Regions from separate parts of the Homo sapiens genome. Here region 2 is linked to region 1. Evidence: chromatin contacts called from ENCODE Hi-C or POLR2A ChIA-PET data. All regions are on one chromosome and are shown on one strand. The core of a region is the stretch at or near the end of the contact, and the rest is flanking DNA. Distances in the headings are between cores, read along the strand shown.

Region 1 (5,817 bases), core at 1,487-3,986:
CTTGTGCCAGTCTGCACACAGTCTGCAGCTTCAAATCCCCTCCTGTCCTTTCAACCCTGACCTTTGCTCGTCCTGGTTCCTCACCCTGCACATCTTTCTCATTTTTTAGAACTTTGCATAAATTCCCCTTCTTTGGAAGAAATTGTGTTTGAACCTCCCTCTTTAAGAATGTATTGCTCCTTTTTCTGAACATTTGTTCTGATTGCATAGTACTTATATTTCAATTTGGCACTGATTTTAATCTGCCTTGCATTATATAATTTTTTTTCTTTTTTTCCTCTTTTTCCTGTGTCTGTCCCCCTTCACCCAAGAGTGAGTCTTAAAGGCGCTATTTTGGTGCTTCACCCAGCATCTAGCACTGGGTGCTGCAATCAGTAAATGCTGATTGAGTGAAAACAAATGTAGGTAACAGAGAATTAGGATTTCTACATGGAAAGGAAGAGTATTTCCAAAGTGGGATTCACATAAAGCTGTATTAGTTGGAATATCACTGGTAGTCAGCTATGAACAAACGTTGAGTTACTTTATTCTCCTACTTTTTATTTCTTGATTTTTCCTGATGTTAAGAACCTGCAAAGTGTTTTTGTGTGCATTTTAGCTATTTGATTTAGACATTATGAGGGCAGATGGTTATTTTGATGTCAAAACTGAAGTGTAGTACTTTGTAACCTTACTGGTTGCCAATCTGTTGAATTGGCCAAAATTTAATTGTGTGGTTTTATTTTAATTCTCATTTCAGACTATCTTAACGAAGATGGATATATGGTTATCTTCGTCATTTGTTTAACATCTTAGTATATGAAAGGTTAACATATTTAATCCAGTAGGAGGATTCTTGCTATAATCACTATCTTAAGGACCCATAAGATTAAATAGTTCTTTTGGTGATTCGTTTTCCATTTTTTAAACTTACTTGACAATTTCTATAAATTATGTAGCTTTATATTTATTATATGGTATTATTTTAGAAAAATAAAACACATTTCTAGAAAGGAAGAATGAAAATTTTGCCTACAATTAGTAGTTGAAATTACCAATGTCGATTATGAATTTTTAAAAACAATTTTTTATAAAACTTTATTTTGAGATAATTGTATTGTTTTTTACAAATCCATTTGAATATACAGAGAGATGGTGCATACTGTTTACTCAGTTTCTCCCATTGGTAATATCTTGCAAAACTATAATACACTATCACAATCAGGACATCAACATGGATACAATTCACCAATCTTATTCAGCATTGTGGTGTAATGTAGTGTTGTTTTCAGTTTGAATACTTAGCTAGTAAGTGAACTGAACACAGTCCAAATTATTTTTGTCTATATTGCTGCAATAAGTACTTAATGTTCTTTTTTTTTTTCTTTTTTTTTTTTGAGACGGAGTCTTGCTCTGTCGCCCAGGCTGGAGAGCAGTGGCACAATCTCGGCTCACCACAAGCTCCACCTCGCGGGTTCACGCCATTCTCCCTGCCCACCACCACGCCCGGCTAATTTTTTTTTTTTGTATTTGTAGTAGAGATGGGGTTTCACCGTGTTAGCCAGGATGGTCTCGATCTCCTGACCTCATGATCCACCCGCCTCAGCCTCTCAAAGTGCTGGGATTACAGGCGTGAGCCACTGCACCCGGCCATAAATACTTAATGTTCTATTGAATTTATTTATTTTTACCTTTTCAGATTTAAACCATTGGTATATAGTATATACATAAATTACTTGAGACATTATTAACAACTAAAGTGCAAAATAGTTCTGATTCATTAGCCCGACTTACTGAAGGACATTCATTGATGAAATGCAATAACAAATGTTTATTATTGTTCCATGAAATGAAGTGTATATGCAGAAAGAAATTAAGCATTGAAGCTATCAGTGTAGTTTGAGGGGAAAATAGTTGTAGGAGAGGAGGGATTTTGGTGTTTGTATGTTGTACCTGTATTCTATACTTGGACAGCTGTTTATGAAAACTAATGTACCTGTTTGGCCACCAGGTGCTAATGTTTTCAGAATTGCAGACTTAGTACAGGGCTTTTGATTTTGATGTGTATTGGATAAAAATGAGCTTTCTTCTGGAAAGAAAAGTCTTTCACAGGAGTTTCTTCACCTTAAAGTATCTACTCCCCTTACTGTTACACAAATTAAATGGAGGTGATGTTATTTACTTAAAATCCTGATTTTAAGTAGTTAAAATCCTGACTTTAAGTACTTAAAATACTTAAAAAACTGATTTTCCCAAAATTATATCCCAGTAAAGTGTAGATAAGGTTTCTTTTCTGCTTTGTTCTGGGCATTAAGCTTTTTCAATGTTATTATATTACCTTTATGGCTTTAATGGTGCATAATATTCTACTGAGTGTTCTATTGAGTTAATGAGCTTTTATTTACTTGGTCATTTTCCTCTTTTTAAACATTTCAATACAATCTTTTAACTTTCAGCTTACTAGTTGGAGTATTGGACCTACAGGAAGTTCACAATTATCTAAAATAGTACAGAACTAAAAACTGTGTGACTATTTATAGCAAGACAGCTGGTTAACATTTATCACACTGCATACTTATTAGTCAAATCAGGAAATGGCTGTCCACAATACTCTGATGATCTGAGTTATAATCTCCTGGGCTGGGATCAGATGTTAGTGCTTTTAAAAAGCCCTACTATAATTATGATAGATGGTCAGGTTGAGAACTACTACATTCAAATTAAGATTTGACCTCATGGATTCCTTGAACTGATAAATTGTAAATCTTTTAGTAATGATCTTCCTCATCCCCCTCCCTGGCCCTCGCAATCTCCTAACCTCACCACTAAGATAGATTCATGTATATTCTCTGGGGCTTTCTTTGCGTATCTGTACAACACCATACAGCAGCAACAACTTTTAAACACCATCATATTCACCAAATTTATATTTATAAACATTGAAAGGTAAGTTTGTAGAGTAACTTCCTGATTGAAATTTAAATATATAGTAACTAAAATTCAAAACAAAATGGTAAGGGAAAAATAAAATGTTTTATCAGTAGTAAAATACTATCCTCCATAATTATTTAATAGTTTATAATGAATGTACAGTGTGAAGTTACTTTCTCACTTTTTCTTAAGTGATATTCATGTTTTATTGTATACTGAATCATTATTTGAACACTTATTTTTGTGGACCTAAATATATTTTAAAAGTGGATACTTGCCAATAGACTCATTCCTTCTAACAAAAGTAATTTTTTTTTTTCAGCAAGATCAGCATTGGACACAGCTGCACGTTGTAAGTATTTCATCTCAATATTTTATGTATGATTTATTCTGCCTTAGGCATATGAGAGCTTATATTCAAAGTGTCAGTAGTTCAGTATGAGGAAAAACTGCTTTAGAAATTGCTTTTTAAAGTTATGAGGATGCTATTTGATTGGACAGCCCAAATATTTTTGGCAATTATTCATGATGGATATTTTGTGTTTTTTAGCTCCGTTATTATAAGTACAGAAATTGGTGTGAGAAGGAGTTAAGAGTGTACATGGGCAAGGTAGTCAATGGAACATTAGGCCTTTTTTAATTATCCTGGAGGTGACGATTTTTTGTGCATATATGGACTAGAAGTGCAAAGTAACATTCAGAACCCCCCACATCCTAAAATTTAAAAATAAACTCATAGTTAGATAAAATATATTTGCCCTAATGCAGATCATATTACTTGACTCATTTGCATCCATTATTAGTTTGTTTCCTAGGAAGATCTGGTGTCTGTTGTGGGTTTCTTTGTTGCTGTTTTTTTTTAAAAAAATTTTTTGAGGTTCTTTGAAACCCTCAGGGGAACAAATTAGCTTGTATTTTAAGATACGTGTATCTTGATGTTTTTCTTAATGCTCTTTGTGGTTTGAGATTTGAAGTAAAGTGAGGTAAAGTCTGTTAACTTGTTTTCTAAAAAAAGACATCATGTTTTCTCCCCCAAAGCTACAAAGCCTCCCAGATATAAGTGTGGGATCTCAAAAGCTTGCCCTGAGAAGCATTTTGCTTTTAAAATGGCAAGTGGAGCAGCCAACGTGGTGGGACCCAAAATCTGCCTGGAAGATAATGTGTAAGTCTTTGTTGACTTGAGACGATAAGGTGTGCTATTAAATTGCAGCCAATTGAACCTGAGTTTAATGGATATTTTGAAAATGTGTTCGGTATACTTTATTAATGGAAAGTGATTTCCATTTTTGTTATGTAGTTTTTTTCTCATGAATTCAAGGGACCTTAAAGTTCTTAAATTTTATATTAGAGAGTGACTAAGAACGTAACACTTATTCGGCTTTATAGAGATAAGAGATTTCCTCTGAGTAAATTCTCTAGATCTGCACTGTCCCATTTGCTAGCAACAGAACACATGTGGCTATTTAATTTTGATCCTTAAATATTAGGAAGAAAGTTAATTCACTTAAATTAACTAAAAAGTTCAGTTCCTTGGTATCTGTCACCGCAGTTCAGGTGTTCAGTGGCCACATGTGGTTCATGGTCACCAAATGGAACAGCAGAGAGAGCATTTTCATCGTGGCAGAAATCCTATTTGCAACATTGCCCTGGACAATGAATGTGTTCTCTTTATTTTAAATGAAATCCAACGTCTTTCATTTAAAATATTTGAGTGCTACTTGTTGAAGTGTGAAATGATCCAGTGATAACCTCAGTTCCATTGCAGCACAAACTGCTTGCCTCTAAGCTGAATGGTTTCCTATGTTGAGATGCTTTCTAAAGGATGGTTTTTAGGATTTTTGATATCCTACCTCAGTGTCAACTGTTGCTCGCAAGTTCCTGCTGCTGAAATTGCAAATCCTACTTTTAGTTGGTTGCTTTTAATATGCTATTGCCTAGAAAACTAGACATGGGGGCTTATTTAAATTTAATATAAAATAATAAATTTGTCACGAATTATATAGAATAAAGAGATAATTTTATAGCAAAGAGGAGACCTAGGCAGCTTTTCCTAGCTGTTTATGTGCCTCTTCTTTTTAATATTGAAGCTCTTAAATTTTTATCCTAGCCTCTTTTGCAGGCAGTTAGCTGTAAGAAGTTTATTGAGCTTCATGGGACAACACTTTTCTTGTAAAATTAAGGGCTTGAGCTAGATGATCATTAAGGTCTGTACTGATTTCCTTTATTTTCCCGTATTCTAATGATGATTTATTGTTAATCCATTTGTCTTCTGATTTCTCATTAGAATAGTCCTGTTTTACTGATGCATAATAAGGCACTTGCATTTTAGAAGTTTGTAGGTTTTTGAAAACATTCTCATTTCCACTCTTTATCTTGTTTGGTTAAATAGACCCCAAATTTGATTCTAAATCACAGGAACAAAGTTCTTTTAGAATACCTAACCCATGGATGATTTTGGACATCTATTCTGCCCCCTTGATGCATGTGAATTTTAGTTCAGAGAAGAAGAGATCAGACTGTTTACTAGCAGGTTTTTTATTCACAGATTAAAACCGTAAACAACAAAACACACTCAGAAAAAAAGCTCAACTGTTTACCCACATCCTGACCCTTATTCACTTCTCTCCAGATCTTCCTGATCTTGGGGCCTTAGAGTATACTCTTCTGTCTAGGATGGTCTTTCCTCACTCTTCACTTGGCTGTCTTCCTTCTTGACCTTTGGTTCTCAGAGTACACATCACTGTCTTAGAAGCTGTTCTCTATCCCTCAGCCTAATGTTGAACAGCTAAAGATCTAAGGTCAGAAAGCGAACAGTGCATAGACAGTGGAGCTTGGTAAAATACATACTGGGCTTAGAGCCAGAGAATTTGCTTCTAGCATGGTGGGCGTGTCATGTAGCATTTGTGT
Region 2 (5,817 bases), core at 1,209-3,708, 2.4 Mb before region 1:
CAGCTACTGTCCATTCACCTATCATCTCATGGCCTTTTTTTTTTTTTTCACAGCCCTCTCCCACTACTCTTTCCTGTCTTCAAAATAGTTTGGTGGTCTACAAGTTCTAAAAGCTGGTATTTCTAACATAAAATTTGCTAATCTTTCAGTTTTTATTAAATTAGAAGCTAATAGGATTCTATCTCTGGATTTACAGTTTTAAAAAGTTTTATTTTGGCATACTGGGATATATGTAGCCTATTTGATATAATATATGGCCTAATCAGAAATTCTGCTATCAAGTTCTTCACTATATTTTTGAAAAAATATGTACAATTGTATATTTGAAGGACAGTTTTTGAAGAGTCAGAATTAGAACAAAGGTAAGAATACATATATTAAGTCTTGATCCCTTAGCTCAGGGAAAGCAGAAAAGACCATAGGCAAGGACTGTCAATGGCCGACAACTAATACTTGAGTAACCACTATGTATCAGGTACTTTACATGTGATACCTTTTTTTAATGTCTTATAATTTTAGTTTAAAAAAATTTTAATACACAATAACTGTACATATTTATGGGGGTACATAGTGATGTTGCAATACATATAACATATAGTGATTAGGGTAATTAGCATATCTATCATCTCAAAAACTTATGTCTTTGTTTTGGGAACATGCAATATCCTTCTTCTAGCTATTTGAAACTATACAATATTGTTAACTATAGTCATCCTACAGTGCTACAGAACACTAGAACTTATACCTCCTATCTAGTTGTAATTGTGTATTTTACAACTTTGAAGTAGGTGTAATTATCCCTATTTAGACTATACCTGTATGAAACAGAAATTATTTTCATTTTACAGATGAGGAAACAGACGCAGAGAAGTAATTTGTCCAAAGTCCATAGGGTTGTAAGACTCATAACAAGAACTACAACTTGGGCCTATCTGAATCTTATACTTCTGGTACTATACTTGTTCACAGGTTTGAAAAGAGCTTTAATTTCTATTATTTCTCAAGAATTTGTAATGCTTTCTCTTGTCACTGTGCTTTCAACTTAGAGGAGTTGCAGTTTTGATAAAAGACAAACTGATTTAGCTTCTAGGTTTGTTAAATATGTAATTCAGAGGCAACTCCAGGCTTATATTTCTACGACTGCTTTCTAAATCTAATTATTTTATAAATAGTCCTGTTGCTTTAATTCACTTTTTACCCTAACATAATTAATCAAGTTTAACTTTGAAATCTCCATATTTTATGTGAGAACTCCCAAGGCTATCCACTTTTATTTTCCTTTGTAAATTTATTGTTGCTCAGCCTATTTCATTAATGGCAGCTTTAATTATAATATTTTATTATATTTTCAAAGTGCATGATAATGGTTTACCAGTCTGGTTAGTACATCAGAGATTTCTATTGGGAGCTATCAGAGATGTTAACATCCAACAATTTTACCAAAGTGTAATTGTTATAGACGTCTTAACATGAATTTACGCAACAAAAATATGTTTAATGTGGAGAACAGTGAGATGCATATTTGATAATTCACTGCAGTCTGCATCATCATCTCTATATTCCAAAATTTCGTCTTAAGCCGTTTAGTATTTAACTTACAGAAGAAAGGGGGTTATCTTAGATAACTTTTAATATCCTAAGGTATTTTCCAATTCACGATACAGGGAGAAAAGAAATGTGTCCAGGCCCTTAGAAGAAAATACTTTGAATTTAAATGTGACACATACATTAAACCCGCGTGACACGCCAGGCAGGCGGTGGAAGTCAAGTGCATTTGTTTTTGTTTCATCCACCAGGGCGATCTCTTTCACAATTCTGGGAGAGGCCTGTTTGTTCCTCCACTCCCACAGCTGAAGTTTGGGACAAAGTTTGAGAAAATCCCAGGCACCTGCGGCTCCTATCGAAGCCGGCGAGGAGCACAGGGTAGAGCGTCTCTTCCCAGTTTTCAGTCTTCAGATCGCAGGCCTCTCGGACCCGCAGAGCGAGCTTCACGCTGCAGCGCTTGAGAAATAAGAGCTATTCCAAGGAGGGGCCCTGGGTCCTCACTGACGCTTCGCAAAGGTGTACGTCCGCCCAGGGAAGGCCGGCGGCGCAGCGACGGCGAGGAGTCCCCATCCATCTTCTCTTCAAGCAGCAGTAGCTGGGTTCGGGTACCCAACCGACGAGCCGAGACGCCAGAGGCCAGAGTACGAAGTTGGAAGCCTGCGCCCCAAGCCAACCGGGATTCCACTTAGCTCCGCGCGGTCCGCGCCTCGGCCGGAAGGGGGCGTGGCTTCGGGCCCGCGCCGCGAGGCCCGCCGCCGAGTGGGGGGGTTTCTCCCGGGCCGCAGCCGCGCGTTTCCGGCGCGCTCCCCCGCGCCCTCCGTCCTGTGGTCTCGCCCGCCCCCGCTGCCATGTTGGATTGTGCGGCCGCCGCCGCCGCTGCGGGAGGGTTGGGGGAGGAGTTGGGAGTTTAGCGCAGTCGCCGGAGTGCGAGGACAACGACCATCCGGCCCTAGCCTGGCCGGGCGGGTGCCGGGAGCTTCCCTTTCTCAGCGCGGCGCGAAGGTGGCTCGCCGTCAGCGCCTGCTTCCCTCGACCTCGTCCTCCTCCCCGCTCCGGAGGAGCTGCGAGATGTGGCGCCTCTGACTCCACTTCTCCCCGCCCCTGTCACCGAGAGGGGGAACGAGCTCTCGCCCACTCGCCGGAGGAGACGGCCCTGGACTCCCAACCCCGCCGGCGAAACCATGAGCTCCGTCCAGCAGCAGCCGCCGCCGCCGCGGAGGGTCACCAACGTGGGGTCCCTGTTGCTCACCCCGCAGGAGAACGAGTCCCTCTTCACTTTCCTCGGCAAGAAATGTGTGGTCAGTGGACGAGACCCGCGTCGCCACCCGTGACATTACCTCACGGGCCCGGGCTTGGGGGCCGGGAAGTGGGAGTGGGGAAGGAGGCGGGAGCGGCGCGGGCCAGGCCTCCCGCCAGCCCCGGCCCCGGCCCCGGCCCCTCGTCGGCGCCCTCGCCCTGCTCCCAGGGTGCGGGCCGTGGCGGTCGGGCGCCGCCTTCCCGAGCTGCTGGAGAATAAGGGAGTGTCACCTCCGCAGGCCTGTCCTCCAGCCTGGCCGGGCCTCGGCCCGCGCCCTTGCTGCTGGTTAAAACTTTATTCTCAGGCCACAAGGGGATTTTCTTGCAAGAGCCGCTTGGTCCTAGAATCTGGGCCCTTGTTCTAGCTCTCGCTTCACCTCTTACTGCTTGATCTGGGGGTACGTTCCTTAACAATGCCAGGTTTGAGGAGTGGATAGGTCGGGGAAGGAAGGTGGTTTTTAATCTCCCATTAGGATTCCAGGAGGGAATGAAGTCGAGTGCAAGAGCCTGGGCTCTCTTCGGATTAGAGAGGGTGCAAGAAATGTTATTGCTCTTCGTTAAAGAGAAACAAGATTTATTTCTCTAGCAACCTTGCCTAGGCCTGGTTTCTACTCTCCTTCCCACTGATTTTTTTTTTCCCCCCATTGGTGGGAGGGGGTGCTGCTCTCCCCGCAGCCATGCGCAGGGAAACCTCAATCTCTGGTAGCTCTTGGCTTTTGGGGCCGAGAATGATTCTTAGTTTGGTGCTGTGCGGCCAATTCCAACCCCAGATGGCCGGTTGGGAGCGAGCAGTTCTGCTGTGGGAAGGGGAATGTGTGTTGTTGACGGAAGCATTCATTACATTGGCTGCTGGCAATTCTGGGGGTGGGGAGGTTCTGCTCTGTGGTGTAGGCCTTGTCGGGATCATACTGCGGTGACTGGGTTGAAGTGTGGTTTGTTGAAATACTGGCTGGATCCCTTTCTCTCCACTTTGCTAGCACCTGCAGAGTATGTGCCACTGGAACCCAGAAAACACGGAAATTTCAACAAAGCAATACCATTTTATAACTCCTTTAAGTAATATTAGGTATGCCAAACCAGATTTCACCTGCTTCTTTAAGAAGTTAGGATTAGACAATTTCTGGAAAGTTATTGGATTCATTGTTAACTTCATAGGAGTCCACCCTTTGTATCTTGTGCCATCCGGTTGGAGATTGAATCGTTCCATTCAATTTCAGATGTGTTTCATATTTCGGAATTTAGACCTTAGAGAACATTGAGTTTCCTGATTAGAAGGATGAAACAAGAGGAGTGGCTCAAAACGAGAATTTTGGGTAACAACTTTAAGCCCCTCCCCATTCACACACACTTTTTTCAACAAATGAGAAAACTGATCCAGTGAGCCCAAGTCATACAGCAATTTAATAATGTAACCAGAACTAGAAAACCAGGACTCCTCACACCTAGTCCTATCCCATTGTACTTTGCACTACATCATGTTGTTTTAGAAGGGTATTTTTTTTTCCTGTTACTGATTTATTTCTAAAAGTGGTGTTAAAGAAATAACCACTTTGCCTTTTTCACCAAAAACTAATTAAAATACAAGATTCTTAAAGCACCACTAATGTTTGCATATGCTCAGTTTAGGAAAATCTTCAGCACTTTGAATGTTAGTTACCTCCAATGAAAAAAATTCAGTTGCTGGTTTAGTAGATTAGCTATGTAACCTGTATCAAAAAGGAAGTAGTTGTGCTGTGTTCTACATACCAGACACATTAACTTTAGGCAGAAAGGACATTACATTTATACACAAGTATACTAATTGTTCTGTGCTTACCTGTAGTTTTACTGGTTTCGAAAAATGGCAGATGGGGAAAAATACTGTGATAGAGAAAAATGATGTTGCACATTGGTTAGTGTAAGTGGATTGCTGAATAGGCTCTCAGTATTCAGTGCTTAATTTCTTTATGCCATCTTTTATTAATCAACTGTACCTTTTGAATTTGTCATTTAAAAACCACACTTTCAGTTGTCTGCTTTTGTGGGATGAAGTCGTTGCAAATACTAATTTCAATATTTGAAGTCCCTAGTTAATAGAGAGTGAAGTAAGAGTGATATTTTAATTTTTGAAATAATCTTTTCCTCCCTTGGCTGATTATTCAGGTTGTTTTTGTCCTTTAAAACATTACTGAAATATATTGTCTCATAATAAATCCAGCAGTAAGATTTACAGGTCAGACCAAATGTGTTAGGCAGAAGTATACTCAGTACTCAGAGCTCTACCTAAGAATTCAAGAAATGAAACAGAAGCAGTTATAGTCGAAGCTCTGGAGGAGCTTCATTTCTTCTTTCATTCAACAAACATGTATTGAATAAATGTTGAGGTCAAAATCTGGAAGGGCTGATACTTGTCCTCAGGGAGCTTACTAGGTCTAAAAAGGGAAACGTGTAAACTGATAAGTCAGTGCTTCAGAGTGATGTGTAAGAGGCTGCTTTTCACAGTAGAAAATGCCTTGGCTTTGTAACAGCAAATGTGGGTTCAAACTGGGGGTCACTTTGGACAAGTTTCTTGAGCTTCCTATCCTAGATTTGGTTTTCTCATCTGTAAAACAAGGATACTATCTCATGGGGTAGTTGTGTGGATTAAGACTGTGTATAAATATATGGAAACTATTTTTATAAAGGTTTAGGGGATTAAAGGAGAGAATGGTGGGAGAGAGGATGATTAAAAGCTTTTTAAAATGGATAACTGATTATTTATATTTAAACAGGTACTCCCTAGGCTGATGAGAGGTATGAAACAGCTTGAAAAGTTAGGAGACCTACTAATAAGTTTGTTAGGTTTGTTAGGGAGCAAGGAGGGCTTCTGCTTGGGCTCTCAGATTTAGGTATGAATTGGAATCATTGTGGAGATTATGAGAAATGCATATGCCTAGGCCCAATTCCTAGATATTACTCAGAATCACTGGATCTGAGGTGAAGCTTGGACATGTCTAT

Evidence for each region. Hi-C counts contacts between places; a loop is a spot of excess contacts on that map. ChIA-PET counts read pairs that join two places held with the same protein, here RNA polymerase II (POLR2A). Pooled maps may share reads with other maps.
Region 2: a pooled map shows a loop between it and region 1 (4-fold over the local background). The contact joins the promoter of WASL here to the enhancer-like site in region 1. A Hi-C loop is called at or near these places in 3 of 37 single-sample maps with no recorded cell type and 2 of 50 pooled maps. POLR2A ChIA-PET finds 5 or more read pairs at or near these places in 1 of 52 experiments (T-cell).

The regions. Positions count from the first base shown.
Region 1 is chr7:121,369,555-121,375,371 of GRCh38, reverse strand. FAM3C (FAM3 metabolism regulating signaling molecule C) reads left to right here. Exons shown (of 10, transcript NM_014888.3): 4 at 3,233-3,262; 5 at 3,949-4,072. Among named protein-coding and RNA genes, the nearest start is that of FAM3C, 24 kb to the left of the region's middle. RefSeq lists an enhancer at 2,395-2,444. Within about 2 kb of position 2,736, at least 5 of the 41 ENCODE cell types and tissues checked have a DNase peak (open chromatin) inside an H3K27ac peak, as active enhancers do.
Region 2 is chr7:123,745,644-123,751,460 of GRCh38, reverse strand. It overlaps WASL (WASP like actin nucleation promoting factor), which reads left to right and starts at 2,458. Exons shown (of 11, transcript NM_003941.4): 1 at 2,458-2,843. The coding sequence starts at 2,727. It overlaps WASL-DT (WASL divergent transcript), which reads right to left and starts at 2,266. Exons shown (of 1, transcript NR_170281.1): 1 at 480-2,266. RefSeq lists silencers at 2,176-2,495, 2,956-3,045 and enhancers at 2,074-2,728, 3,488-3,537.